Regions from separate parts of the Mus musculus genome. Here all the other regions are linked to region 3. A link is a loop called in an ENCODE intact Hi-C map of the cell type or tissue named here. Cell type or tissue: heart. All regions are shown on one strand. Region 1 overlaps 4930405L22Rik (RIKEN cDNA 4930405L22 gene). Region 2 overlaps Lcorl (ligand dependent nuclear receptor corepressor-like). Region 3 holds the start of Lcorl (ligand dependent nuclear receptor corepressor-like). Region 4 holds the start of Med28 (mediator complex subunit 28). Region 5 holds the start of Ncapg (non-SMC condensin I complex, subunit G). Region 6 has its middle 140 kb from the start of Gm40298. Region 7 holds the start of Lap3 (leucine aminopeptidase 3).

What was found. Hi-C counts contacts between places; a loop is a spot of excess contacts. Peaks named below come from ENCODE experiments on the same cell type or tissue, not always from the same donor. Only the 100,000 strongest peaks of a DNase experiment are listed, where the experiment ranks them.
Region 1: it touches region 3 in a loop (2.3-fold over the local background); 5 of 42 quality-filtered maps call a loop at or near these places.
Region 2: a loop joins it to region 3, with 2.3 times the contacts of the local background. A loop is called at or near these places in 11 of 42 quality-filtered maps.
Region 4: a loop joins it to region 3, with 3 times the contacts of the local background. A loop is called at or near these places in 3 of 42 quality-filtered maps.
Region 5: a loop joins it to region 3, with 3 times the contacts of the local background. A loop is called at or near these places in 7 of 42 quality-filtered maps.
Region 6: it touches region 3 in a loop (3-fold over the local background); 3 of 42 quality-filtered maps call a loop at or near these places.
Region 7: a loop joins it to region 3, with 4 times the contacts of the local background. A loop is called at or near these places in 10 of 42 quality-filtered maps.

Annotation. Positions count from the first base shown.
Region 1 is chr5:45,924,049-45,928,048 of GRCm38, reverse strand. 4930405L22Rik (RIKEN cDNA 4930405L22 gene) reads left to right here. Exons shown (of 3, transcript NR_110478.1): 2 at 333-460; 3 at 843-1,227. Among named protein-coding and RNA genes, the nearest start is that of 4930405L22Rik, 6.4 kb to the left of the region's middle. In heart, no CTCF peak of the experiment used is centred here; a DNase peak (open chromatin) is centred at 1,938.
Region 2 is chr5:45,755,659-45,759,658 of GRCm38, reverse strand. All of the region lies in intron 4 of Lcorl (ligand dependent nuclear receptor corepressor-like), which reads left to right. It also overlaps the pseudogene Gm21020. Among named protein-coding and RNA genes, the nearest start is that of Gm3414, 30 kb to the right of the region's middle. In heart, a CTCF peak has its summit at 1,966 (motif pointing left); no DNase peak of the experiment used is centred here.
Region 3 is chr5:45,854,522-45,858,521 of GRCm38, reverse strand. It overlaps Lcorl (ligand dependent nuclear receptor corepressor-like), which reads left to right and starts at 982. Exons shown (of 7, transcript NM_001163073.1): 1 at 982-1,175. The coding sequence starts at 1,025. In heart, CTCF peaks have their summits at 629 and 2,411; DNase peaks (open chromatin) are centred at 911 and 2,031; H3K4me3 peaks cover 2,924 bases; H3K27ac peaks cover 2,257 bases.
Region 4 is chr5:45,518,248-45,522,247 of GRCm38, reverse strand. It overlaps Med28 (mediator complex subunit 28), which reads right to left and starts at 2,019. Exons shown (of 4, transcript NM_025895.4): 1 at 1,764-2,019. The coding sequence starts at 1,922. In heart, no CTCF peak of the experiment used is centred here; a DNase peak (open chromatin) is centred at 1,977; H3K4me3 peaks cover 1,733 bases; H3K27ac peaks cover 1,257 bases.
Region 5 is chr5:45,667,354-45,671,353 of GRCm38, reverse strand. Ncapg (non-SMC condensin I complex, subunit G) reads right to left here and starts at 1,429. Exons shown (of 21, transcript NM_019438.1): 1 at 1,221-1,429; 2 at 131-334. The coding sequence starts at 1,331. It overlaps 1600023N17Rik (RIKEN cDNA 1600023N17 gene), which reads left to right and starts at 1,646. Exons shown (of 1, transcript NR_073433.1): 1 at 1,646-2,653. In heart, a CTCF peak has its summit at 2,840 (motif pointing right); a DNase peak (open chromatin) is centred at 1,563; H3K4me3 peaks cover 2,718 bases; H3K27ac peaks cover 1,762 bases.
Region 6 is chr5:46,070,267-46,074,266 of GRCm38, reverse strand. No RefSeq gene overlaps it. Among named protein-coding and RNA genes, the nearest start is that of Gm40298, 140 kb to the right of the region's middle. In heart, no CTCF peak of the experiment used is centred here; no DNase peak of the experiment used is centred here.
Region 7 is chr5:45,491,400-45,495,399 of GRCm38, reverse strand. Lap3 (leucine aminopeptidase 3) reads right to left here and starts at 2,026. Exons shown (of 13, transcript NM_024434.6): 1 at 1,839-2,026; 2 at 119-234. The coding sequence starts at 1,940. In heart, CTCF peaks have their summits at 1,700 and 1,913; a DNase peak (open chromatin) is centred at 1,999; H3K4me3 peaks cover 1,823 bases; H3K27ac peaks cover 1,365 bases; H3K27me3 peaks cover 792 bases.

The DNA.
Region 1 (4,000 bases), 70 kb before region 3:
TACCTCTATGAGGGTGCTCCCCATCCACCCTCCCACTCCCATCTTCCTGCCCTGGCATTCCCCTACACTGGAGCATCGAATACCCTCAGGCCCAAGGGTTGCTCCTCCCACTGATGTCCAACAAGGCCATCCTCTGCCACATATGAGGCTGGAGCCATGGGTCCCTCCACGTGTACTCTTTGGTTGGTGGTCCAGTCCTCGGGAGCTCTGGGAGGTCTGGCCAGTTGACACTGTTACTCCCTCCATGGGGCTGCAAACCTCCTTCTCTCTTGCAGCATCTTAATTACAACCCTTGCAGTTGAGACTGCTCTTTGTTATTCATCCCTAAACAGCTCTCAGAGGAGGTTATGAAGAGGGGAAGGTCAGGCTACACAGACCCAACCATTGCTGAGTGAAATCCATGTGACTCCAGAGGAGCTGGGGAATTCCTCTTCTCATAGTTTCCTCGGTACAATGGAAGGTGAGAGTGAAAATGAGTTTGAATGTAAATACTTAAAACAGTGATCTGAAAAAGAAAATAAATATCAATGTTTAATCTGTTGTCATTTTTTAAACTAATTTTCAGAATCTGTTTCCATGTTCCAGGAGAGTCTAGCAATACATGAAAAAAAAGCAATGCTTCTAGCTTTGAGTAGTAGTTGTTATGGCTCTTGTGTGTGTGTGTGTGTGTGTGTGTGTGTGTGTGTGTGTGTGTGTGTGTAACCAATAGAGGTCAACTTCAGGCATCATTCCTCAGGAGATACCTATCTTGGCTTTTGGTTGGTTGGTTGGTTGGTTTTGGTTTGCTTTGGGTTGGGACTTTTGTGTTGAACTGTCTTGTTTTATTTTTTGTTTTGTTTCAGTTTGTTGTGTGAGACAGCATCTCTCACAGGGACCTGGAGCTCACCAGTTAGGGGACACTTGCTGACCAGAGAGCACCCCCAGTTCCTCCTCTCTCCTTTTTGCCCCCCCAGAATTGAAATTTCAAGCGTGCCTCGGTGCCAAGCTTTTTATATGGGTGCTGAGGAGTTAAACCCAGGTCCCCATACTTGTACAGCAGGCATGTGACAGACTGAGATCTCACTGCAACCAAGCAGAAGACAAGCCTCAAGACAGCCAGCGTTAAAGGAATAATTAAAAGGAAGCATTTTAGAAGATTTTTAAGACTCAAGAAAGACTAAACAGCAACTAAGTAGCTTGTGATACAAATTGCCTTCTGCCATCTTCTAATCCCAATAAAAGATAAAGACAATACCTTATACAGGTGCCGGAAGAAGAAAACAAACAAACAAACAAACAAACAAACAAACAAACAAGCCACTAGTCTCCTCTATTCCAGAACTCGTTTCAGGGTTAAAGGAAGGGCGTGGAAGACACCAATTCAGAGCTCTAGAATTTCATGGACCTGTAAACTTTGTTCTTTCTGAGACAATCTTTATCCTGCCAGGGGCAGACACTAATTGAACTTCCACTCACATCTGAACTCCTTTAAAAGATATTTTACAGTCAATATTAGACAACAGGACATACTCTCAGAATAACAACCTAGTTAAAGAGAAAGCAAGGGAAAAGGCAGAGAAGCGGGTGTGCTTGTACACATTCATGTGTATGTCAGATGTGTTTATAACACTGATACTTTGTTTCTAGCCTCTCTTCTGACTAGTAACAATCTACAACAGGACAAAGGCTCACTGCAGCGGTTAGTAATCACTAGTAATCACTGGGGTAAAGTGCACCACAGCGTGTAACAGGTGTGGGCCAGATCGGCCCTGGAAAAACAACAAATTGAAATTAAGATAAGCTGAAACAACTTCCTGAAATAAGCTCTCTGCTAACCAGCCCTTGCGATATTTTGATTTGCTTCCTGCTTTGGTTTGAGAGGAAGAAAGACTTATTTTTAGACTGACCATGCTAAGATCACCAGCCCAAGGCCACACGAAGTGCAAGGGGTTAAACATAAGCCAGGCCAATACATGGAGACGAATGGTTAGTATTCCTAGAAAGAACAGTCCAGTTTTCCAGATTTCCTGAGGAAGGAGCTGCACAAAGTGGCTTATTTGATTTTGCAGACGGAAGCAGGTAGCATGAATCAAGCAGGAAGCAGAGTGCCCAAGAGAACGCTCAGAGAATGATTAAACGGAAGCAGTGTAGGTTTTTTTTTTTTTTTTTTAAATAATGACTTCAAGCTAAATTAGAAATCAGATGTGAAGGAATGAGCACAGGGTTTTAATCCCTGTGCTACCCTTACCAGTGGCATCTTGGATATCCTTCTTCACCTTTCTGAGCTTGCACAAAGTCCTCTACAAAGTGGGGAGGGGGATATACCGTGCATTTGGTAGGATTAGATTAAATTATAAAAGTTTATAGCATATGTCAATTGCCTGGCCTATATTACATGTTTTTAAGATGGATGACCATAATGATTGTAGTTGCAAGCTGCCCTCAAATGAAGATCACTACGGTTATTTATTCATCCAGAAAACGTGCATTGCGGGGCATTTATAGCACCCCAAATCCTCAAATTCAGTGTCCTACAACTCCAGTGGTAGAGAGGTGGAATGAGACTTGAGCATATGTTACTGATCTTACAGCAAACACATGGCTCAGTTCTGGAATCGTGGACAGAGCAATCTAAGAGAGGAACCAAGGTAAGCAAAGTTCTCAAACCCAAATTTGGAAGGCGCACAGTACTATGTGTGTAGGAAAGAAATGGATGGGATTTTACATTCAAGAAACTGTGTATACAAGGGAATAGAATTACAAGCCATCTCGTTCTTCCTAGAGAATCATAATAACTTTCTAACAGTCTATGTACATTTCATTTGTCATGAATATTTTCAAATGCAGTAACATCTCACAATGTACCGTGCACAAGGCAACCATGGTTGTTAAGTGGCTGGCAGTATTTTCCTATGCACCATTCAGCATTCCCACCTGGGTGCCTCTGCAGGTTCAAAGATTCAATTCTCATCCGTACCGAGAGAAGTGATGATAGAAATGACTTCTTCCTATCGTTCCATTCTTTCTCAGTTCTGTGGGTCGTGCACTTTTCTACATACCAATCAATTTTCTAACATCTATCAAATGGAAAATGTAGGCTTTAGCATGCACATAGCTCACATACATACATGCAGGCATTTACATTTATGCAGGTAAAGTGAAATAAATAAATGTTGAAAAAATTAATCTGTAACTGAATATATGTATACATACATGTGTAATGGGAAAATAGATATATCACAAATAGATAGCAGATAAATAAATAGATGGTAGAAAGAGAGGTTCGTAGATGATAGATAGATAGATGATAGATTACTTTTGCTTAACTTTACAGTTCTAAAACACTAAATTTTCATAACTAAATATATATAATCCCACTTGTCAAATTATAGAGAGAAATTTCTGTGGTCATAATTTAATATACACATTATTTCATGCCCAGATAGTGCATGGGTTTAATGCAGATTCATGTCAAGTTCAAGTAGACATCATCTGCTTTCTACAATGTCAACTTTTAACCAAATTCTTGAATGTTTTTTATCAATAGCTTAAATCTTGGGATACAACATATCTTTACTAGGCCCATTTAGCCTAAAGAACAGAAAGTATTTGCTGGGAGTCAAAGAAACAACATATCCAAGGGTAATTTGAAGTTGAGTGTGATATGTCACTGTCCCTTTAAGTAGCAAGATGGAGCCATAGCTGCAGAGCTATAAACATGAATTCATTTTCTAGACTGAGAAATTGTCCTTGAAAATTGAAACTAACTACTCACCTATGTAGTTATATGGTATAGAGTTTAGGACTAAACAGCCAACCTAAATAAGCACAAGCAGAAAACTTTCCCCTGTGGGGAAAAACACTATCCAAAGGTGAGGCTGACTTTGGGTGTGGCCAGCTGCAGAAGATGGTGCTGGTAGCACAAGGTTGCTTCTTTCCTCCTAATCTAGCATTACCTTCTGCTCTCTTGGCTTCCATCCAAGACCATGCAGTACTAAGCAGCCCAGCCCCTCCCAATGAC
Region 2 (4,000 bases), 99 kb after region 3:
CTGTTTCTTTATACTTCATTTTTAATCTAGTACTATACCATATTGATAAACGTTTTATCATAAACATGTATGTTTATGATAAAAGGAAAAAAACATTTTACAGGGTTTTATAACTTTAGACATCTAAAGAGAATCTTAGAATATATCACATATGGATAAAGGAAAGTATTCTGTAGATTTTCACTTGTACTATTTAAGAGCCTTCTACAATATTAGATGTTAGTTATTCCAACTGAGTAAAATTAATAGAAACATTGTTATAGTTTGACTTTCAAATCAACACAGATAACATTAGAAACATGCAGAAAATGGAAAATGATGAATCAGGGTAATCTACCATGTCCTGTTTTACAATGCAAATGTCCTTTGAACACTTATATCTGAACCCAGGAAATAAAATCATATAAGTGCATATATTCATTGTCTTTGAACCAAATAAGTTCAGATTATAGGGGATTTTGTTTTTGTTTGGGGGGGTTGGTTTTTTTGGGTTTTGTTTTGTTTTGCCTTTTCAACCTACCTTTCAAACTGTGAACCCAAGAACTAAAAAGATTGTAGTTGAAAAATGATCATGATACTCACACTAGGATTTATATTATTGATATCACATAGTCTTACCTTAAGAGATAAGCTTATGTTGGAAGTCTCTCACTATTCCTGGCTTGCTTTTTCTCTTTTTGTTTTTCCTTCTCTGTAGAAATACAGTTAGGTTGAATCCTATTTAAATTTGGAGATCTTAAAGTTTTGTCCAGTAAAGTCAAGCATAATCATGTATGCCTGTAATCTTAGCACTTCTGAGGTTAAGTAAGAAGGATTCGTAGTTCAAGGTCATCCTTGGCTGCATAAGGAGTTTGAGGTTAACTTCAACTACATGAGACCCTATTCCAAAATTATCTATAGATATGTGTTCATATTCTTATAGAGTACATGTATGTGTATGTGTACATACAAGTACGTACATAAATATATGTATTCCTACATTCCCCTGCCTTTTTGTTTTGTATAACTGACAAATGATCTTGTATAGGTGTCTGGTTATTTTGCACTATACTCCCTGATATGTATGTGTGTGTGTGTCTGTCTGTCTGTCTGTCTGTATACACTCATACATATATTTACATACACACACACATACAAAATCAGTCAGTCAGAAGTCATGAATGGCCAGGCTTCTCAGCTCTTACTGTCATGTCTTTGTTTTAAAATATAGAGGTAGGGAGATAGCTTAATCAGTGCCTACCATGTAAAGGTTAGTACCTGAGTTTAGATCTTTAGTATGCATAGGAAAGCTGGGTGTGGTAGCCATGGAGATGTTCAGACAAGAAGATCCCTGGAGCTCAGTGGTCAGTAAGCCTAGTCAAATGAATGAACTCCAGGTTTAGTTAAAAAAAAAAAACAAACAAAAAACAAAAAAAAAAAAAAAAACACTGTCTTTAAAAAATGATATAGCCAGTGATCATATGTGACATCCAGTGTCAACCTCTGGCTCCACACATGTGCGTGCATACACAAACAAATATATGCACCAGACATACACACAAAAAATGAAATTCATGACCTCTTTGAGAGTCTAGTGACTTTCACAGGGGTTGGGTCACCTAAGACAATCAGAACACTAGTATTTCCGATGATTCTTAGGAACTGAAATACCACTCCTCTATCTGTCTCCAGACTGACCTGCCTAGATGTAGATAAGCCCACATATAACTACCTGGACACAGACACCCTGAACAAATGCAGGGGTGTGATAGGGGTGACACCATAAAGTACTTTGCCAGCCCGGTCATACATGTGTGGCGAGCAGCTATTGTGTTGAAAGTAGCAATATTGAAGGTAAAGTAACACTTTATGAATTATAATTGCTGGGTAAATGTAAAATCATGTACTGTAAAATCATTAACTACTGGGAAAAAATATTATCAGTACCATGGGAACTTAATTTTTATATTCCCATTGTGAATACTGCCCCCTTGTGATAGTTACAGGTATATAAAGAAAATAGAAAACAAAAGAAAAGGCACATCATAGGAAACATTAATGAAGCTTATTGACTGGACTATGCCATGTATGATCTTTTGTACTCTTAAAGCTAGTGTTATATATTATTCTCATTAGAAAACCATCCCATGACAGTGGATCGTGTAGAGAAGAACATTAAGAAAAGAAAATATAGTAAGGATTTTTTATAGTATGGTTTGACCTCAATAATTACAGCAGAAGTTGAGAAACTATAATGTGGTATTTGTTGTGAAGCTGAACAAACTAAAAAGCCATTTTGATAGCAAACAACTTAGCTTTTCTGGCAAGGATACCAACTATTTTAGAAGCAAAGATGATGGACTCAAGAAAACCAGACTTAATACTGGTGGCAGCTACCACAAACAAAATGTAGCAGCCATGGAAGCTGCACATGTGGTGGCACTCAGACTTGTTAGAGCTGTGAACTGTCATACTATTGGTGAAGATTTACAGTTGCCAGCGGCCATCATTGTTTGAGTTATTAGTGGAGATGAATTTTTTACTCAGTTGAATGCAATTTCCTTATTTAACGACACTGTCTACTGAAGAATAGATGGCATGTCTGCTGATATACTTGGTCAGGTAATTCAGGAAATTAAATATATTCCACTTCTAATATTCAGTATCTAGTTTGATCAGTCCACAGACTTTGCAAATTATTCACTGATTTATGCAAGGTATATTAATGATGGAGACTCTAAGATGAATTTCTCTTCTGCAAATGTCGTAAAACAACATTTCTGCATGTAATGTTTTTGACACAGTTGGTTCATTTTTGAAAGATCACAAGATCTGTTGGGGAAAGGTTTCTGCCCTAGCTATGCTAGAATGGTGATCTGGATTTCAATGTTTGGAACTGAATGAGTCAGCAGAAGTCATCGGAACTCACTGTATGATTTATTGGCAAATATTACCAATGAAGTCACTGCCACAGGAGTTACAAGAAGTAATGATCGGCACCATAAGTTCTGTCACTTTTGTCCAAGTGAGTTCTTTAAACAGTCTGCTGTTGAAACAGTGAGGAGTTGGATGCATCATACACGGCTCTGCTATTTCACACTGCAGTGAGATAGAGCAAGATGAAAAGTTCTAAAACATGTTGTCGATCTTTGTGATGCACTCAAAATGAAAGTGAGTAACAGAAGATAGCTTACTTTGTTGACATCTTTGCCATCTTGAATAACTTAACTATCACAGAACGCAGCCTGCCTTGATTTGTCTGAAAAAGTCCAAAAAGATTTATTCCAAATGAAACTTCAGGTTTGGCCAGGAAAATTAGAGGATAAAAATAAATTTTACATGTTACCTAACCTTACCTGCCTTCTTTGAGGAACATGACATTGAGCCAGACAAAAGGATTACAATGATAATTTCTATGAAACATCACTTGCACAAGCTTGCAGACAAAATTTTATTTCATTTTCCAAATCTACATGACCCCCATTTGCACTTGCCGAAAGCCCTTTAATAAAGTTGAAGATGTTCCTGAGACAGTAAAGTTCATTGAGCTTATTAACAGCAATGTAGCAAGAACTGGCTTCTCACAGTGCTAGTTACACACTTCTGGAGCAGATGTTTCCAGTCCTGTCCTGCCCGGTCTGAGACTGTGGTGCACCACCTTCTTCCATTTCCAACACCATAGCTCTGTGAAACAGGGATCTGTAGCTTGCTGGGTATCAAATCTAAATATATAAATAGACTTGTGGAAAGTAATCTTTGTTGTCCTCTTGTAAAGACTATTCCAAGAATTTCTGATCTGGTCAAAAAGAAACCATCTCAACCTTTGCACTGACATTGGCTTTTTACACATACTGTCACAAAATGTAGCCATGTAGTTTACTGTTGTTATAGTAAGACTGTTAGCCACGCTATACCATGCTTCAAAACAAATTTTTATTTATAATGAGAAATAAATATTTCACAATATGTAATCACATATTGTTTTATGGTTAATCACTCTGCTTTAATTATGTTCAGTTTG
Region 3 (4,000 bases):
CTGACATAAGTGTAGAAATGGCTCTGGTGCAAAAGTTTTTTTTTTTTTTTTAAGTAATTTTAAGTATATACTTAATCAAAAGATTCTCCTCTCCCCAAGGAAGTTTTCTCTAGCACAGAGCAGGATCCATCTATAACAATTACAAAGTGTTAAATCCCATGCAAGGTTAGTTCCCCCGATTTTTGTAACTAATCTCGCTTTTCAAGATCTCTTCGCTTCACAAAACTGATGTCCTCGCACATCTTTTCTGGATGCAGTAGGATGATTGGCAAGCGCTTTCGCTGAAAGTGAAGATAGATGACATTGACCCTGAAAAGTTTCCAGCACTTAAGGAGCTGCCTAGCCCAGCACCGCCAACTCTTGAGGCTTCCACCGTACTCCCCTCTTGGAACTCGAGGAAGCAAGCATTTGGGCGGAGGGAGTTAGAGGCTAAACCCACTGGGGGCAAAACATTAGAAGTCTGGGGCCGAGCTGCTATCTGGAAAAGTGCGAACTGGCTAGGCTAGGAGAGCGCTCAACGCGAGAGGACTACAAAGCCCAGAGGGCACAGCGTCGCTCTCTTGCGCTCCTCTACGGGACCTGCACGCAATGGAGGCTGGGAAATGAAGTCTTCGGACTTCCAGCGCTCCGCGCGAGGGCAGAAGGGAGGCGTTGCTGGTCCGCTCCTTCAGCACGCGGGTTCCTGGCTGGCCTCCGGGTTTCTCGCTCCCGCTCAGGGTTTTCGTGGACGGCGGGAGCAGTATGGCTTGCCTGAGTAAACTCTGGGGGGAGGAGGGGAAGGGAGTGGGTAAGGAGGCGGGGTCAGCGGAAGCGGCAGGTTGCTTCCTTCTCTCCGCGCTCCCTCCCCGCCTCTCCCCGAGGGAGCGGTGGGAGGGGGAGGGGAGGGCAGGAGGAAGGTAGTGACACGTGTCAATCAACCCCCCTCCGGGGGGCGCGCGCTCCGGGGCTCGCGCCGAGGGCTCGCGCCCCTGCCTCGTGCCTGCGCCGCTCGTATGTAAATGAGGGCGCGTGACGCGGGACGCAGATGGACAAGGGAAGAGAGAGAATGGCCGCTGCCGCCGCTGCTGCCGCCGCCGCCGCTGCCGCTCAGTGCCGGAGCCCTCGGTGCGCGGCGGAGAGGAGAGGATTCCGGCGGGAACTCGACTCTTGGCGCCACCGCCTCATGCACTGTGTAGGTAAGAGAGACACGGGCCGGGCCGGGCTCGGCGCCACGGTGCGGCTGCCGGAGGAGTTTGTGGCTGAGGGGTGTAGTTGGAGCTCCGGTTCGGGTCAGTTCAATGGGGAGCGATGGGAGCGGCGGCGGCGGCGGCGCGGCGGCCCCGGCGGCGCCTTTTGTCTCGGGGCTCCCTGCCCGGCGCGGTCCGCGCCCCGCCGCCCGCCTGCCCGGCTCCGAGCTCCCGGGGAACTGTTAGTTCGGACCCACTCTCCGAGCACCCCGCGGAAGCAGCCCGCCCGCTCGTGCTGCCCCGAAACTCCTCGGCGCCCGTCGCCACCCGCCGGTGCCCCTGTCACCGCGGCTCTCCACCGGGGCGGAGGGGACCCTGGAGCGGCGAGCCGGTCCGCGCCCCCGGCCGGGCGCTCACACACCCCCTTCTTGCGGCCCTGGGGCTGGCGGCGAAGACGCTGCCTAGTTCCTGGGACGCGGGACCAGGGGTTGCGGGGCGCTCGCGGGGCGGGGGGCGGGGGGCGGGAGAGGGTCGAGGGGCGATGGGGGCGGCGCCTGAGGGGCGGGGGGCGGCCGCCTCTGCCCTCTTGCGAGTGGCCTCGGATCTGTGTGTACCCCTTTAAGAAGGAGCCGCTCGAGCTGACGGTTGGGATTTGAAGTTCTTCCTCCCTCTTTGGAAGTCTGGACGGATGGGGGGTGTTGCTATGGCGACGGCACCCTCCCCACGCCCCCCCCCCCTTTCCTTGAGGACGCCCCGACGACTCCGGTCCTCTTTTCGCTGTCATGTGATGGACTCGCGTAGCCCTCCCCGCCTCCCATTCCTGTTCAAATGCAGTTCAGTTTTCCGTTTCGGTGGGGTCTGATCGGTTTTGCTTCAAACTTGCGCGCTCCCGGCTGTCATTCAGTGGGCTGCTCCGGGTAGCGGGAAGTACTGGGACTCCCTTACCTTGTTGCGGTCGCTGCTTTTCCTCACTCAGAGTGCGACGTGTGCCCACAGCTGTTACCCAGCAGGTTGGTTCAGTGCAACAGAGGGGCTGCGAGCGGAGGGTGTGCTTCGGCAGGGGTTACGGGGTAGCTTTTGAGGGGAGGAGGTGGGAGTGGAGGCTGGTCGGTGTTAGGAGTGGGTGGTTGCGTCGGTTTTCTTTTCTGACGAGTAGGTGTCAGCCTTTGGAGTTGAGTGTAGTAAGCTCAGTTCCTTGGGAAGACAACTCTCTCCTAACCGTGTTTTCATCTGTTCTTGCGCCACCTCGCGCCCTGTCCCCCTTCCCCATCCCTCGCAGATTTGCTTGGGTAGAGCCCTAAGGTCTGTCTTGTTTTCACTAATCATAGTAGATGAAACCAGATGCAACTCCAGTTCAGTAATGTGCCATACAGAATTATATATATATATATAAGCAGAAGGGAGGGCACTCTGATTTAGGAGCATTTCGGCGATGTTTAAGCAGTTTGCTCTTAAGAGCAGTGTGTCACCTCTCTAAAATGTATTTTGGTTTTATCTGTGGCAAAGTTATATGGAAGCGGGGGTGTGGTGTGGGAAAAAAAAAACAACCCATACTAAATGTGTGTCCGTACTTGTATTTCATGAATGCAAAGTGGATTCGTTTTGACAGTTACTTCTGTTTAGATCTGTTCCGTTAAAAACCCGCCTAGAAATAGTCGCGTTCCTTCTTGTGGTGTCCCAACAAATAGCACTGACAGCATTGTAGTACCGGCTCACAGCACTGTTAGGCATCCAGTGATTTGAAGATGAGCATGCTTAAGTTGTGCTTTACAGTATTTGACTATTTGTTTTTCTCATGTTGTGTCACTAAATACATTTAGTATGACTTTGAATAAAAGAAATGTACTTTTGAAAGTAAAATTTTGATTAAGTGAAACAAATTAATTTGATCTAATGGGAAACGAGGTTAATTTTTTTAATATTTAGTATTCTGTAATCTGTATTGCACTTTCATTGTTATACACAGTTATATTGTACCATACATGAAAATGTTTCCTGAGAAACAGCCATATTTGAGAACTTGTTTCACAGTTTTTGTCTTAGAGACCTGCTGAGATCCATCTTGTATATTGTTTTTGTCATTGCTAGTTTTAAGTAACAAAACCCTTCTAAATAGAATATACATCTGTTGGTTGTGGGAGTGGTCTCATTTAGTAGTGGTGTGAATTGGTGATAAAAGTCATTATTTTAAGCTGCTTTGCTATGATACATACTTTGCAGAAAAACTTCCTGTTCCTTATATGTATGTGTGTGACTTATGTGTAGATGTATAAATATATACATTTCTATATTGAATAGTCAGTGCTCTTATTGATTGAAATACCTTTTTATATAAAACATTCTGGCTATTGAGAAGGAAAATGATTTAAGTCTTGGTTTTCAGCAAGAGTTCAAAATCATAAACATATTCAGGTTATATAGCCAACTGGTATTATGTCGCAAATGAAGTTTCTTGAAACCTTGCGTCTTCACTTAACTAGTTAAAAAATAGGATTATCTTTTTGTGAATGTATATTGTCTGAAAATTTTGGGAAGGAAGTTATCTACACTGTCAGTGAATCATTATAGTGATTGACAAGAGAAAATGTTTGCAGCCATCTAGAAATATTTCCTTTATAAATATGGGACCTATGTCTTTGCCTTAGATTTACTCCGCTGATTCATTTCTGGTTTTGTTTTTTTTTTTTTTTTTTTTTTTTTTCCATTTTTTATTAGGTATTTCGCTCATTTACATTTGCAATGCTATACCAAAAGTCCCCCATAGCCACCCACCCCCTCTCCCCTACCCACCCACTCCCCTTTTATGGCCCTGACGTTCCCCTGTACTGGGGCAT
Region 4 (4,000 bases), 340 kb after region 3:
CTCATCACACGGTCTTATTCCTGCCACCTGCCTCTTCCTCACTGTCTTATTCCACACCTGGAATACCTTTCAACCCCACCACGGCCACGCCACTCTGGCTGACCCTTACATGAACTGTATATATTACTATGTCAAGATGTCATCTGTCTACTCTTTCTTTCATGCTCTACAGTGGAGCTTGGCAAGCTTTTCAGAAAAGTAACTGATGTTACTATCCACTCTTCAGCCACTGTTATTTCTACCAACAGCTCTGCCTGTGTGATTCAGCACTATAGTCTAAGTACTTGGGATACCATTTGGCATTTCATAAGTAACAGGTGTCTGTATAATAAGTGGTGTCATGCGGATAACCAAATCCCAAAGAGGGAGTTTTGAAAGGGTGCCAACCGAGCTGTACATGTGAGTGCGCCACAGGGGCACAAGCAGCCCTCAGACAGACAAGCATGACAGCAGCTGACAGAGGAACACAGTCTGAGAACAGACCCCGACAGCCTTGAGCAAGCACCGAAAAAAAAACCACAAAGACACAGAACCAAATTTAGGTTCCGAACACAAGTCAAAACTACACCCAAAGTTCCTCTCAGAAGCAATGAATCCTCCTGGCTAGCTCCAGATCTGATGGATGGAAACAGTCAAAGGATTTCCCACTCCTGTAACAGCTCGACCAACCAGACTGCCTATTCTGTGTACGGTAAAAGTTAAGTCTTGTTGGACTTTTGGGGCGTGAGCATGATGTGCAGATTTCAGAAAACCTATGGCCCACAAAGCTTGGGGGCGGGGGGGGGGGGGGCTTCACCAACGGCAGTAGGCCATGCAGACTTAAAAAAAAAAAAAAAACCAAACCTAACTGCAAGCCAGGCAGTGGTGCTGCACTTGTTCAATCCCAGCACTAGGGAGGCAGAGACAGTTGTGTGTCCAAAGTCAGCCTGGTCTACAGCGCTTGTTCCAAAACAGCCAGGGCTACGCTGAGAACTTGTCTCAAAACAAAACAAAACAAAACAAAAAGACAAAAACTAACTTCAGAAACTTTAGTTCCTGCTGCACCTCCCAGCCCACCCCCCCCCCCCATCCTTTGAAAAACATTTAAAGCATGGACCTTTATGGACAGTCAGTCTTACGGAGGTTAAAAACAACGCGTGCCCTTCTATTAAAAGCCCAGTATTTTAGGACTGGTGCGATGGCTAATCCGGTAAAGATGTTTGCCACCACACCTGAGTTCCATCCCTGCATCCAAGAGTGGATGGACCCAAGCGTTCTACTAAGGTTTCCTCCCACAGTGAGAACTCAACTTATGCCAACAAAGAGCATTTACCAAATGAATAGAAAGCGAAAGCCAGAGAAGTCAAGGGATGGCACCCAAACAAGCTAACAGGTAGGCAGGTGCCAGGGGCCATTGGAAGGTCTACACAGAACACTAGAGAAAAACAGGAAAAGCGTCCAGTATGTGACCTGGAAACTCAGAGGACCTCAGCCGAGTGGGCCCGCTCCAGGGAAGACCAGATCCTACTAGACCCGCAGGGGATCCAACGAGCCCCGAGGTGGATGGGAGTTGGGCGAACTTCAAGGCCACGGTCTCCAGAAATGTCGCGGTTGCGGGGGCAGACCTGAGACGACCGGCCACAGGTAGTACCCAATCTACGGCAGGCGACTTCCATTCTCCGGTGCCCCGCCTCTACTAAACGCCGGGACCGAGAAAGGAGTTAACCTGCGCGCCTTCCGCACGCCTGTGAGGGCTGCACAGAGACGCCCACATCTCGGCTTACCTCGAAGGATGACTCCAACTCGTCCACCAAAGTGCTGTTAGATGGTCTCGGGGCCCCAGGGGCTGCTTGCAGAAGCGACGCCTGGCCTGGGAGCCCGGGCGGCGGCGGCGGGGGACCTGGAGGCTGCCCAGTGAACATCCCTCCCAGGGACGCCGCCATGTCTGCAACGGCGGGCGGAAACGACACCGGGCCTGTGTGCGCAGGCGCGGGCAGCCTGATCACGTGGCAGGCCTGGTCACATGACGGGCAGTTCGCCTATTCGCCCGGAGAAAGGATTTACCATCATCCTTGTTTCTGTGCGGTCTGCCCAATTTATAGCCGACCTGGGTTTACTCTTTTTTGACCTAAATACTAAATGCTGGGACTGGTTTAAACCAGTCACTTGCAGAGACCGAACAAGGGCGCTGGCCTCCCTGCCTCCAGCCAAGCCCTTGGGCTGTCCCTAAAGACCTTAGCCGAGTCTTTTCTGCGCTCCTTTAGAAAAATGAGTCATCAGTTCATTCTAGGGTGATTAAGGGCTTGAGATGTACCAAATGCCAATCTAGTCACTTGTTCTGGCTGGAACAACACAAGTTCCCTCTAAATTCTGGCGTGAGGTGACATCCTGAAGGATACCAGTGTTCCTGGCACTTTTCTAATCGTATATGATAACACCGGAGGGAAAGTGACTGCATCTGTTTTCATAACGGCTTTAATGTTTGCCTGTTCACTAATTCAGAAGCCAAATAGCCTTGTTGTCGTCGTTGTTGTTTAATTTTACAACACTTAAAAAAAAAAGAAAAATTATCAGCTGACCAAGTTTTCGCCGAAAGATTTCCTTGCCCTAGACAGAGGGTAGGGAATAAGTGACAGGAGACAGGATGAAGGAGAAGAGAAGGATGGGGAGTGGTATTTGTCACTGGAGGATAAAAGACTGCCTCTAGATAGAGAGGAGACAGATGCGGCACATAGTAAAATGGACATTTATAATGGTATAAAGGGAACCCCTGTGTTAGAATGATGTGTTCAATTTTAGTTGGACAAGTTAATTAGGTGAGCCAACGGGGACTTTTCATTGCTGGACTTCAATACGATGATATCTTCACCTTGGTAGTCAGCCTCAGGAAGTGGCCAAATAAGTGAACAAACCTCGGTGGCTAGCTTTAGGAACACAATCTAACAGTTCTTAGTAAAGCAGAGGAAATGGAGGAGCCGAACAAGGATTGCCAGAGCCATGCTCAAGTGGACTAGTGTCCCTTCAACTTAACTGAGTCCTTCTAGTTTCCAGATAGGCATGTTTAATAATCTAGACATAGTAGTAAATACCCCAAATAGGAAGAAAAACCTCATAAATACATACAGCATTATTTGTAGAGATAAGTACTGAGGGAAAATGCTTGGGAGTGGACAGCTAAGTGCTCTTTGATGTGGAGGGCCTCTCTAAAGAGATCTCATTTGGAATGAAAATTTAAATGGAAGACCTTTCTAGAAAAAAAAACCTAAAGAAATACTTTGCGGGGTTAGTCAGGTTTTAGTTATCTATATGCCCAACATCCAGAACTCTGTCTAGCAAATATAGAGAAACACTTGTTGACTGAAAAATAAGCGCAGAGGCTTGAGCAGATGGCTGAGCTCGGGCTGGGAAGGCTGCATCTCAGCACTGGATTGGCCCAGGCTGCAGTGGGCCCATGGCAGCAGTTTCTTGAGTCTGACACTTAACTAACTTGTCTCAACCATGCTCTGAGCACAGATGAGGAGGTGCTGGGTCTATGTATGTGTGAGGTGGATACCATCAGAACTGTTCACATTCATTCTGGCATTATCTTGCAACGTTGTGACAAAAGAAAGGACCATGTAGAGATTTCTTCAGAACAGTCATCTGTTGCAGGATATTTGATCACATTGTGAACAGTGAGGCTGTGTTTCTAGTTGTTGTGTGGCTCAGCCTTAGCACACACCTTTAATCCCTCTGGCTGGAATACAGACATGCCCTTTGGACACACCTTTAATCCTAAATAATGAAGGTAAAGTTAGTTTGTAAGTGATGTCTAATTGAGACAAATAAATGAATCAGAGAAAGATTTTGACAGAATAGGATGAGAAGAGGAAAAGGGAAGCTACTTAAGAGAGCAGTGCAGGGAGGGGGGGAGAGGGAGAGGGGAGGGGGAGAGGGAGGGGGGAGAGAGGCAGTTTACCAGGAGAGTTTTACACAGGTTGAAGAGAGAACAAGCTAGATAGACACAGGTAAATACACAATG
Region 5 (4,000 bases), 190 kb after region 3:
TGACAGTTGAGGTTTCCAGAAAAGACTTATCTTATTCACATACATTTTCTCTATCACTGATATTTTACTGTGGAAAATAACAAACATAGCTAAATATATTACTTCCCCAAAGTAGTAGCTTTTACAGTACCTGTAAGAGAAAAGTAAACAAATAATTTAAAATGCCACCATCGTTCTCTTCCTCCTCTTCTTCCTCATCAGACTGGTGAAATGAAGTAACAAACTTGGCTGTGAAGTCCATGACCCTCTCCACGGCAGGTTCACGCTTATATACCACCATAGCATACTTAAGGTAATGAATAAACTCCTCCTGAAAAGCTGTTTTATCATCCATCTGAAAGAGAGAAGAAACGCCTCCAGAAGCTGCATTAATAAAAATTCTTTATTCCCAACACTGCCATAATACTGCTGAAAGTGTTACCCTTAGGTTAAACTCTAAGGTTTCTTAATAAACTATCAATTATCCAAATCAAGGAAGGGAAAATATATCCGCACAAACTTCTCTTCAGTATATAATTTGTACCTCTGAGAAAACACAAAGCATAAATCTGAACAGTGCAAAATTATCTCATTTTTCTCTCAACGCCTTTGGATTATCGGTATTTTTCTTACCGGATTAATGCAAAACAAGCTTCGCCATAAATGACTCAAAATCAACAGCTTTGTGTTTATTTTACTTAGGCCTTCCTAGCATCCGTCAATTTCCTTCTGTCATAACTTACACATTTTGCTCCCTACCCTTGATCACTTTTATATGTCCTTAACTTTCCGTGAACTCCAAAACAATGTATCTTCCTCACATTCGCTGTCCAGTAATTCCCCGCCGCTACACTCGACACACAATTGCCATGTACGGGAAAGACTGGGTGCTTATGGTTTCCCTAGCTGGTGAAATGAAGGTGGTTTTAAAGCTTAGGAGTTGGTTGAAACAACTTCATCGATTGCCTGAGATGAACCAGAGACCTCCAAGGAAATAAAGGCGTCTGAGATTCCCTGCGCAGATCAACAAGTCACTGAGGAACTGAGGATAACGGATAACTCCCCGCATCCCCTGGCGGGATGAGGATGGAGAAGACGGGTGACTGCGTGTGGCCGACGCCGGGCGTTCTGCTCACTGGCTGTGGCCGGGAGACCTCGGGCGAGCCTCGGATCCCATCCCTCCGTCGCGGGGCGCGCAAGGGCAGAAGGCGAAGCCCGGAAGCCGAAGCCAGGCCGCTTACCGCGCCGTACGTGCGGCTCAGCGCCACCACCAGCTTCGCCTGGTTCTGGTGCGGCTGCTGCGCCAGCTGAAACGCCTCCTTCACAGAAAGCCGCTTCTTCTGCGCTGCCATGGCGCCGGGACGGGAACTGCCCGAGAGAGACTGTGGTTCGCGATCCGAGGAGGACTCAGTTTCCCGCGGCTTCCGACACCCTAGCCCTGCAAGGCTCCGAGTGACGGGTTAGCGCCAGAGTTTTCAAACAACTATCGCGGGAGGATGAGATCTCGCGAGACTTCCGCCGGAGGGAGGGTCGGAGAGCGGAGACCTGAGGGTCCCGGAGCTGACTCCACCCTCCGCTCCGCCCCGCTGCTGGGACGCCTGGGGTGTGGCCTGCCGCTCTCCCAATAGGAAAAGGTGTTTGTATGGGAGGCATGGGCGGGGCCGGAAGTAGTGCTGTGGAGGAGCGCGCCTGAAGTGGGCGTTCAGCTTTCTGAATTAAACTGGTGGCCTTCGGTGCCTTGCGGGATCTTGTGGTTGGGAGTGAAGGGAGAAAGCGGAGGACTGCCGCAGCGACTGGCTGAGAACGGGTAAATCCCGAGCGAAGGAGTCGTTTGGGAGATGTCGTACGGAGCCCGCCCGGGGCTTGGGGATGTCAAACTTTCCGAGGGCGTCCTGGACGAGGGCCTCCGCAGTCCTTCGGACCCCGTGGGTCCGGGCGGGAACTGCCCGTCCGCGATGAGACAGTCTGGGGGACTGGGAAGAGAAAGGCAGGGTCAGTTTAGGCTGCAGCCGCTTGGAGATGCTCCAGCGTGACGGATGTGCTTGACAAATCTGCCTAACAACTCTGCTAAGCAGAGGAGAACGCAGACAGTATAAAAGGAATTTGGGGGTCTTGACTAAGATCGCGTGCTGGATATATAAAATTATTTCTAAATGCCTCACCTGGGACATAGGACATACCACTCCAAAACCGGGAAACTTACTTGGTGTGTTGCTTGATGACTTGGGAAACATAAATGCAGCCACCTATTCCGTCTGTACTGGAAATCTACATTGGTGACACGTATCAGGAAGAGGGCTGCCTCCAGACTATGTTGTTCTGTAGGTACTCTGGGAATCCCTAGAGGACCTGGGGAGATAATGATTCATGGGTAAAGTGCTTGCTGAACACACATGAGGATCTGAAGTCACATGTGATATTTCACATACAAACACCAGATGTTAACATTTGTATGTAGTCCTAGCACTTGAGGGTGCTGAGAGCCAGACAGTGGATCTTAGGCTCATTGATCTGCCAAAGTAGCAAGCTTCAGGGTGGCTGAGAGCCTTTCTCAAACAGTAAGGTCTAAAGTAATCAGTGAAAACACTCAATGTCTGTCTCTGACCTAAACATGCATGTACCACACATACAAGATAAATAAAACTTTAAATAAATGATAATAAGATGAGAACCAATATGTGTGTGTGTGTCATTTGTTTTTTATGTAAACAGACAAACTAAAACTTAGAACATATTAATATTTTGTGACAATCTGTGACCTTTCATTTTAGGTGCTTGCTGCCTTTATTGTTTTGTTGATTAAAAAAAAAATGTCTCATGAGTATTTTATCTAGTTATTTCAGTATCAGTGAAATATAAGGAATCTGACCACCAGAGGTCAGTATGACTATGTTTTGATTAGAGTTGTGGATTTTAGTAACGAATGTTGTATGGATTTGGTATGCTTTGGACATCGTAATCGTGGAACTTTTCCAATATGCTACATTAAATTCATACAGCATAATCTCATTGTAAAGCTTACATAGTTCTTGACTCTTACTTTTATTCTGTGAGAAAGAACAAATACATATAGGAATAAATTTGTGTCTTTGATAAGCTTAAGAAAATAACAAAAACTAAACAATGTACACCATAAGGTTCTTGGATTCCAAATTTTAGATAAGTAATTCTTGAAAACAACTATACGGGAAAATGTTTAGACTAGATGTGCTTAATTTGTTTTGTATATACATGAAATATAAAAGAAAATAGCAATATAATTAGTGTATGTAAAGTTTGTATGTCTTATACCTCTTGTTGATTTTTTTAACATGCAGACTCTTTGAAATGAAAACAACAAAAATATAAAAAGACAGGAAAATTAAAAGCTAGCCTCTCCTGTCTCAGTTAAATACAGACCTGACAGACTATAACAAAGTACTCTTTTCGAAATGAAGCAGATTATATAAACTAGATTTGAGAACACTTTTATGTTTGTTGCTTAAAGGTAAAGTTAGAAGCATTTTGCCTTCTTTTGCTGTAGAAGCAAATACTCCCTTTATTCCTCTGTTCTTGGAAAGTTGGTGTCTTTATAATATTCATTTATTCTATGTGAGGGTATGGAATACGTAACTGTACTGGCTAGTTTTGTGTCAACTTGACACAGCTGGAGTTATCACAGAGAAAGGAGCTTCAGTTGCGGAAATACCTCCATGAGATACAACTGTAAGGCATTTTCTCAATTAGTGATCAAGAGGAAAAGCCCCCTTGTGGGTGGGACCATCCCTGGGCTGGTAGTCTTGGTTCTATAAGAGAGCAGGCTGAGCAAGCCAGGGGAAGCAAGCCAGTAAAAAACATCCCTCCATGGCCTCTGCATCAGCTCCTGCTTTCTGACCTGCTTTTGCGTTCCAGTCCTGACTTCTTTCAGTGATGAACAGCAATGTGGAAATGTAAGCTGAATAAAACCTTTCCTCCCCAACTGCTTCTTGGTCATGATGTTTGTGCAGGAATAGAAACCCTGACTAACACTGTGGTCTTCGTT
Region 6 (4,000 bases), 220 kb before region 3:
ATACACTTGGATGATCCAAAGAAGATAAACAATACTAGACTCAGTATGAATTGTGGTTATCAGACCAGTTAAAGTAACTGTACTGCAGAGACCCACAACTGGACAATGTGCAGAGAATAAGAGTCTGGGGCACTCAGTCCTAACTGGGATCTCTTTATCAAATCATACCTCACAAAGCTCTGGGATATACATGGAAGAGGAGGCAGAAAGGTTTGAAGAGCCAGAGGTGGTAACTAACTTAAATGGAACAGCGTTATCTAGGCACAACAGTGCTGACACTCTCCTGAAGTCACAAAGACTGTGACAGCACACAAGACCTGCATAGATTCAAACCCACTAAACCTCAGCACTGAGAAGAGGAAGTGGCCACAAAATCCCACCCCTCACCACAAAGTTATTTGCAATTGATATCTTCTGAAAAAAAATCAGTTTACTACAATGGCATGACACAGGACATGGCAGGCCCAGGAGTGGTTGGCCAACACAAAGCAGACTCCATGGTTTTGTATACTTTTTGCCTAGTTTTCATTTTATTTGGGATTTTTTTTTTGTCTTAAGAGTTTTGGGGTTTTTCTATTTTGCTTCTTTCTTTTTGAGAGAGAAAAGGGAAATGAGATTGGGTTGGTAGGGAGATAGGGAGGAATTTGGATAGTGGAAAGAAAATGATCAAAATATAACATATGAAAATTTATAAAGTATTAATATGCTAAGCTCCATAGAGAAAAAAATGTTGCTATGCAAGAAGTAGGTAGTGTGAGTAGACGGGAACTCTAAGAATCAAAGGAAATGCTACAGATCTTAGTCACTGTGACAAGAATAAAGACCACATCCACCAGCTTCCTTTTTGGCCAGAGTAATGATGTGCCTACATTCCAATTTGCAGTATGTGAATAGAACTGCTGTGTGCAACTTCCAGGCCACACCTTTCAAATGCTTTGAAGGACTGTACTCCTTGTGGTAATTGTCATAGCCTTCTACGCACTCCATTGTACTGACTCCTTGAAGTTGTATACAGCCACGGGTTCAGTTTTGTCCAACAATGGAGGGAAAGCCATTTAACTGCTGAAGCAAGATTTTCCAGTTTGTTCTTTTCCACCACAGGTCCCAGAAATGTCGAAGATTCATCAGAGGTGGTGAGCAGGAGAAACTTCAAGCACCACCTCCAGAAACTTGTGGAAAGCGTACAATACAAGCAAAACAGAAACTGCAGATACTCTGAAAAATTGTAATTACTCTGTCACTCTCTAGCCTTTTTTTTTTGTTTTTCATGCTAGCTGACATGCAGACCTGAAGTGAGCCATGATATGGAAACAATGGAATGTAAAGAGCCTGACCTGAATCCTTGAAGAATTCCGGGAATAGAGACTCAATGCCACCTCGGATATTTTCATGCATGAGAAATAAACTTCAGTTTAAGCCTATTCAGATAATCTGAATCTATTCTCTATTGTATGGTTATAAGACAAGTCCTACCCCCTCCAGCTGTTTATGTATTTCTCAGTACCAAGGAAACCCTGAAAATGTCCTTTGTTACTGTGACAGCACATATTTAGGATCTGTGTGTACTACCAGGACATTGACAAACAGATTTGGGTGGCTCATTATCAGAAAAGGTTGAATAAAAATGCAGTCTGCTATCTCTCACATGGCTTTAGTCACTTGGAGAAGATTGATTGCTGCTCCTCCTTGGACTATGTTTGAAGCCCAATGAATTTAAAGATCTGACTAAACAGTGAAGTGATCAATATTTCCAATAAGGATAAAGTCGGCGAAGTGTTCATTGGAGGACTCTGTGTGTATAATAGGATCTGTCCCAGATGGAGCTTAAAAAGCACAACAGAAACACATACAAAGGCTCTGCTGAACTAGCAAGCATGCAGACAGATGTAACTACAATGCTTTAAATTAAGACACAAGCTATTTCCCCAGTAAGTTATGCACCAAATAAAGTCTCTTAAGTGATACATAGTTCCAAAGACTTTTGGAAATTGTGTACTTATGATGCTAAGTGGAAGATATCTTTCAAGAACAGAAATTCTATTTTAAGATGAATTTAAACCAAAGGCTTAATTAAAATTAAATATTAAACCAGTTCCTATGACTGGAAAGCAATATGTAACTTCGGTGAAAGTTTGACCCAACCGCTAAGACAACAACTACAATCTGCTTTTTCTCTTTGCATCTTCTGGGCGTGGTTTTCAATGTTGACTGCTCTGAGGCATCCTTCCTTAACATCCCTTAACTCTGAAGAAGTAGGACCACATATTCCAGTGCTTGGCCGCATGGGTAAGAACATGCAACAGCCACTCAGGAAAGGTGTGGAGTCTCAGTTTGCCTGGACTAGCTTAGGCCATAAGCTGTTGCAAAGCATATGTAGCAAAGGATGGCCTAGTAGGCCATCAGTGGGAGGAGAGGCCCTTGGACTTGTGACGATTATATGCCCCAGTACAGGGGAATGCCAGGCCAGGAAGTGGGAGTGGGTGGGTAGGGAAGCAGGGTGGGGGGTATAGGAGACTTTTGGGATAGCATTTGAAACATAAATGAAGAAAATATCTAATAAAAAATACTTGAGGGTTGATGCATGTTCTTGATCTTTTTGACATGTACTTAGCATCTACTGAAATATGTTTGTAACACACACTACTAGTCCCTTTCTTCTTAGCAGGCAACTAGAATATACTTCCCAACTTCTCTTGAAGCTAGTCATGGTCATATCATAAAGTCCTGGCTGATGGCATAAAAGGTTTACCCCAACAACATTTTCCCATCTGCCAGCTTAACGATAACAGACTAAACATTTAGAATCCAGTAGAACTACGATGATAGAAAATGCATCAACTCTTACTGAATGAGTAAGATCTGCTCACACATAACAACAGATCCTGAAGAAATCCAAAACACCATCAGATCCTTCTACAAAAGGCTATACTCAACAAAACTGGAAAACCTGGACGAAATGGACAAATTTCTGGACAGATACCAGGTACCAAAGTTGAATCAGGATCAAGTTGATCATCTAAACAGTCCCATATCACCTAAAGAAATAGAAGCAGTTATTAATAGTCTCCCAACCAAAAAAAGCCCAGGACCAGATGGGTTTAGTGCAGAGTTATATCAGACCTTCAAAGAAGATCTAATTCCAGTTCTGCACAAACTATTTCACAAAATAGAAGTAGAAGGTACTCTACCCAACTCATTTTATGAAGCCACTATTACTCTGATACCTAAACCACAGAAAGACCCAACAAAGATAGAGAACTTCAGACCAATTTCTCTTATGAATATCGATGCAAAAATCCTCAATAAAATTCTCGCTAACCGAATCCAAGAACACATTAAAGCAATCATCCATCCTGACCAAGTAGGTTTTATTCCAGGGATGCAGGGATGGTTTAATATACGAAAATCCATCAATGTAATCCATTATATAAACAAACTCAAAGACAAAAACCACATGATCATCTCGTTAGATGCAGAAAAAGCATTTGACAAGATCCAACACCCATTCATGATAAAAGTTTTGGAAAGATCAGGAATTCAAGGCCCATACCTAAACATGATAAAAGCAATCTACAGCAAACCAGTAGCCAACATCAAAGTAAATGGAGAGAAGCTGGAAGCAATCCCACTAAAATCAGGGACTAGACAAGGCTGCCCACTTTCTCCCTACCTTTTCAACATAGTACTTGAAGTATTAGCCAGAGCAATTCGACAACAAAAGGAGATCAAGGGGATACAAATTGGAAAAGAGGAAGTCAAAATATCACTTTTTGCAGATGATATGATAGTATATATAAGTGACCCTAAAAATTCTACCAGAGAACTCCTAAACCTGATAAACAGCTTCGGTGAAGTAGCTGGATATAAAATAAACTCAAACAAGTAAATGGCCTTTCTCTATACAAAGAATAAACAGGCTGAGAAAGAAATTAGGGAAACAACACCCTTCTCAATAGTCACAAATAATATAAAATATCTTGGCGTGACTCTAACTAAGGAA
Region 7 (4,000 bases), 360 kb after region 3:
GCCGGCCAGCCTGATCTACATAGTTCCAGGACAGCCAGAGCTACACAGCAGAGACCCTGTCTCACAATGCAAAATACACACACAAACAAAAAGGAACCCCAATTATAGTAACACTTACATGTTCAACATTTCCCTCAGCTTTCCAGACACCAACTTATTAAAACTCTCTCCCGCACTTGTAAATTGTGGCAGGTCATCATCTTTGTCTTTGGCATAAATTCCTAAAACAAGGCCCTGAAAAAAAAAAAAAATCAAGAAAGATAAATACAATCAGAGTAGATCCCCCAGAAAGCATTGGCTGTCCAGATGCAGAAGGGGCAAGCAATCCCATTAAAACTGTCTTTTTCCGCAGAGGCCAAGAGCAGAGCAGCAGCCTCCACCGCAGCAGCTAAAATCCCTACCAGGGCAAGACTGGAACTGGGTTATGTGAGACATCTTGGGCCAACCCTAAACCTGAAAATCACTTGTTTCAGATCTACTGTCTCAGGGTTCGGTCGTTTAAAATACTTGTGTTTTGACTCTGTCCACTCAAGGGTTAGCTGCAGGACTTCCTACAGACATTCAGAAGTGAGTGAACACTCAGTTTTTGGAGTGCTTCAAATTTCAGATCAGGGATGTCCACATTGTTTAGTACCCTGTCAATCAGGGAAAGTGTGTGACTTTGCAGAGAGGGCAGAAGAAGCAGGGCCTTCTGCCAAGCACTTAATGGTGTGGCTCCACATTTCTGTCACACGCTCCCCGCCCCAAACACCTGAAATAAGGATGTAAAACCACTGCTCATCATTTGACTTCACAAGGCAATTTACGACTTTTAAAATACTGCCTCCCTTACGGCCACTTCAAGGAGTACTTTTCTCTCATTTGCCAGATAAGGAAACCTAGTCCCTGACACTGGAGCTCCTGCGTAGTTAAACTTTGACAGTGCACATGCCTTCTTTCTGGTCAGGGCCCTTTCCAAAAAACACCCCAGGTACTCCGGACCCATCTTTCCACTGAAGAAAACAGGCGTCCTTAGCAATGGTAAGTGCTAGGTTCTAACTTTCCCAAGATTGTTCATTCTGGGGTTCCATGAGACCAACCTGGGACAATCCAATGTTACCGGCCAGGGCTGGAAAGGTGTCTGCCTAACTCCTCTGCTATCTGTGATAACTGCAGGCGACCTGAGTTCAAAGCTCCATCTGGAACATTCCTCCCTCACCAGGTCCTGGAAGTATGACCTGGAAGTACTCCAATGAGCCCTTCCAGACTTTTCCCATCTGAGGGTCCTTCATAATTTCTCAGACTATGGAGAAGACCCTCTTCCAATTTCAAGATGACCTCTCTCAATAAAACCCTTTCCCCTAAAAGGACAGAAACCCAATCCAGCAGTTTCCTCCCCCAGGGCCTTCCACTTCACTTCAGCGGGGGGAGGGGTCCAGGCCCTGTGACTGGCTACTCTGGAAGCGTAGCAGGCTTTGGGACAATCCTACCGTCGTCCTTTCTAGGGTCTCTGTGAGAACTAAAAGAATTGGCGAACTAGGCGCGTGTAATTTTTCAGAGCTCAGTTAGAGGAGTCAGTAAACACTGGTTAGGTGGAGTGAGCGGTTCTGCTCAGCCTTCAGAACCCAGCACTGTCCAGTTAGGAAGAAAGGACGCGCCCTCGGCAAACAGCATCGGCCGCCCTCGTCGCAAGCCGGGCCCAGGCTGGTGTCCTGCAAACCCAGGGAACTTTTCTGTTCAGCTCATTTCTGCAACTTGATGCGTCCGTCCGACACATCGCGGCCTGGATACGCCGGGTCACCCTGCTGCCCGCCGCCAGGGCTCGCGCGGCCGCCCGAGAGCGAGCCGCCTCCACTCACCTTCGTCATGTCTGCGGTGGACAGACCCCGATCCCAGAGACCTCTCACTCCCAGGCGGCGGAGCGCGACTCGCGCGGCAGCCGGAAGGGGCAGCAAGTACATCTTCTCGGCTCGGCCCTCGGCGCCGCCCTCCAGAGAAGGAGCACGTGGCGCGTGGCAGGGCGCGCGCCTGGAGGCGGGACCTCCGGGGTCGCCGGACGCGCGCTTGGAAAGCCGGACCTGTGCGGGGCCTTGGGGGCGGGGCCGTCGGCAACTGGGCGGAGACCCGCTACTGAGCCTTAGGGAAGGGCGGCAGGCCCTTGGGGGCGGGGCTTCTGTTCTTGCGGGCCGGCGTCGTGGGCGTGGTTTCTGCGGGCTCAGGGGCGTGTCGGCTTGCTCGTGCTCGCGTGGGAAGCCTGAGAATTTGGTTTAAGGCAGTTTAACAGAAGTATGTCAATTTTATTTAACAAGTTTGTGTATACATGGAAGCCCTTACAGGAAAATGAGGATCCTGAAAGTGATCAGGTCCAAGTGCTTATATTGAATAGTAAATAGTTATGAAAAAGTAACTAAGCATAAAGGAAAACAAAAAGAATGTAATAATTAGCTAAATAAGGTTCATTTGGGCAGATTTCTAGCTTCCTTAACGCCTCACCTCGGGTAAAAGTATTTGGGGTAGCAGTAGTTTACATGGTGGTTTGACGTTCTGCTTTGGGGTTTGGGAGACCCAAAGATGGCTCTTCTTGCATTTAGTTCTATTCAAGTGCCTTTTAGGTGCAAAATATTGATGCTCAAGTGGCATACTTTAATGTAGCATATCTGCCATCCTTCATTATCCAATAAGGGCAAGAAGTACAGTGATTACAAAAACTGTTTTGAAGAGTGTCTTATGTAGACATCCGGATATGGGCCATGATTGTCCCCATTAGTAGCCCACCCTCACTACTGACAAGGCTCATATTTTAAAGCTTTGGTCAGCAGCTCTTGGTCAGCAGCTCGTGGTGCTGCAGGGAGGAGGTGGAACACGTAGAACATGGGACCTAGTAGAAAGAAGTTGGGAGGTTTCAAGGAAAATGCTGTGATCCCAGGACCCGGCTGCCTGTCTCTGATTCACCACAGATGAAGAGGCATCCCATCGTATGTGTTCAGCATAATTGCTATGCTGGCCCTAAACCCGTGCACTGAATGACCACGGGAACCTCTGGAGCTAGGAACTAAAGTCTTTCCTCTTTTTAATTTGACAGCTTCAGAAAGTTTTGTCCTGGTGATAAAAAGGTTACTAACGTAATAAGATCAAGTTCCTTCTGCCTTTTTTATTTTGTTTAAGGACATTTCTTCCACAAGAAATGCCTCCAGACCATCCCACTGTGGGTTTTATGTCTCCTACTCCCAAAGCAACCTGTCTCAAATTGCTAATCACCTGTATCCTGCTCGTGTGTGTGTGTGTGTGTGTGTGTGTGTGTGTGTGTATGTGTGTGTGTGTAGGACGTGGCTTTCACTTCTGTGTATTCATGCCAAAATCTAGCATCTAGTCCATATCTAGGGCCTATGCAAACAAGGTGCTCATAAATATTTGAATGAAAGTATGATCAAAGTCCAGTTGAGGTTGCAGCATTTAATTAAAGACCAGGCCAGCTGCCAGTGGGATTTCCTGATAATAAACTGCATGAGAAGTAGAAAGATAATTAAAGGGACATCGGGATCAGGAAGCGCATAGGCTTGGCATGGGGTGGAGACATCAGCCTGCTCCTAATAAAAAAGAAGATACAAAGACCAAGTCTCTGGTTTAAAGAGAATCTTAAAAGGCAAGAAGCCCATTTACTGTGGATGAGGGAGTCAGCAGGGAGCCAGGAATGATCTTCATAGAAGCTGCAGGGAAAGCTATGCTTTAATAGATGCACCAGTTAAACCCATTAAAGCCCAGGCACCAAAATGTGTGTGGGTCAGCTTAAGGGAAGGAACCAAAGCACTTCCCCTTTGGGGTAATCCGACCAAGAGTGAGCCAAAGTCCGACCTCCCAGCTTCTCTCCCTGTGTCTTCCAAGGATCTATGGCTCCTGTTTCCTGGCTTGTCTGCAATCTGCCTGTTGTTAGGAGTCTGAGTCTGTGTCCGCCTCAGTGCCGTCTTGTGAATTTATCCCTCACAAAGCTTTTAGCTCTCTCTTAATGAGCAATGCAGAAAGC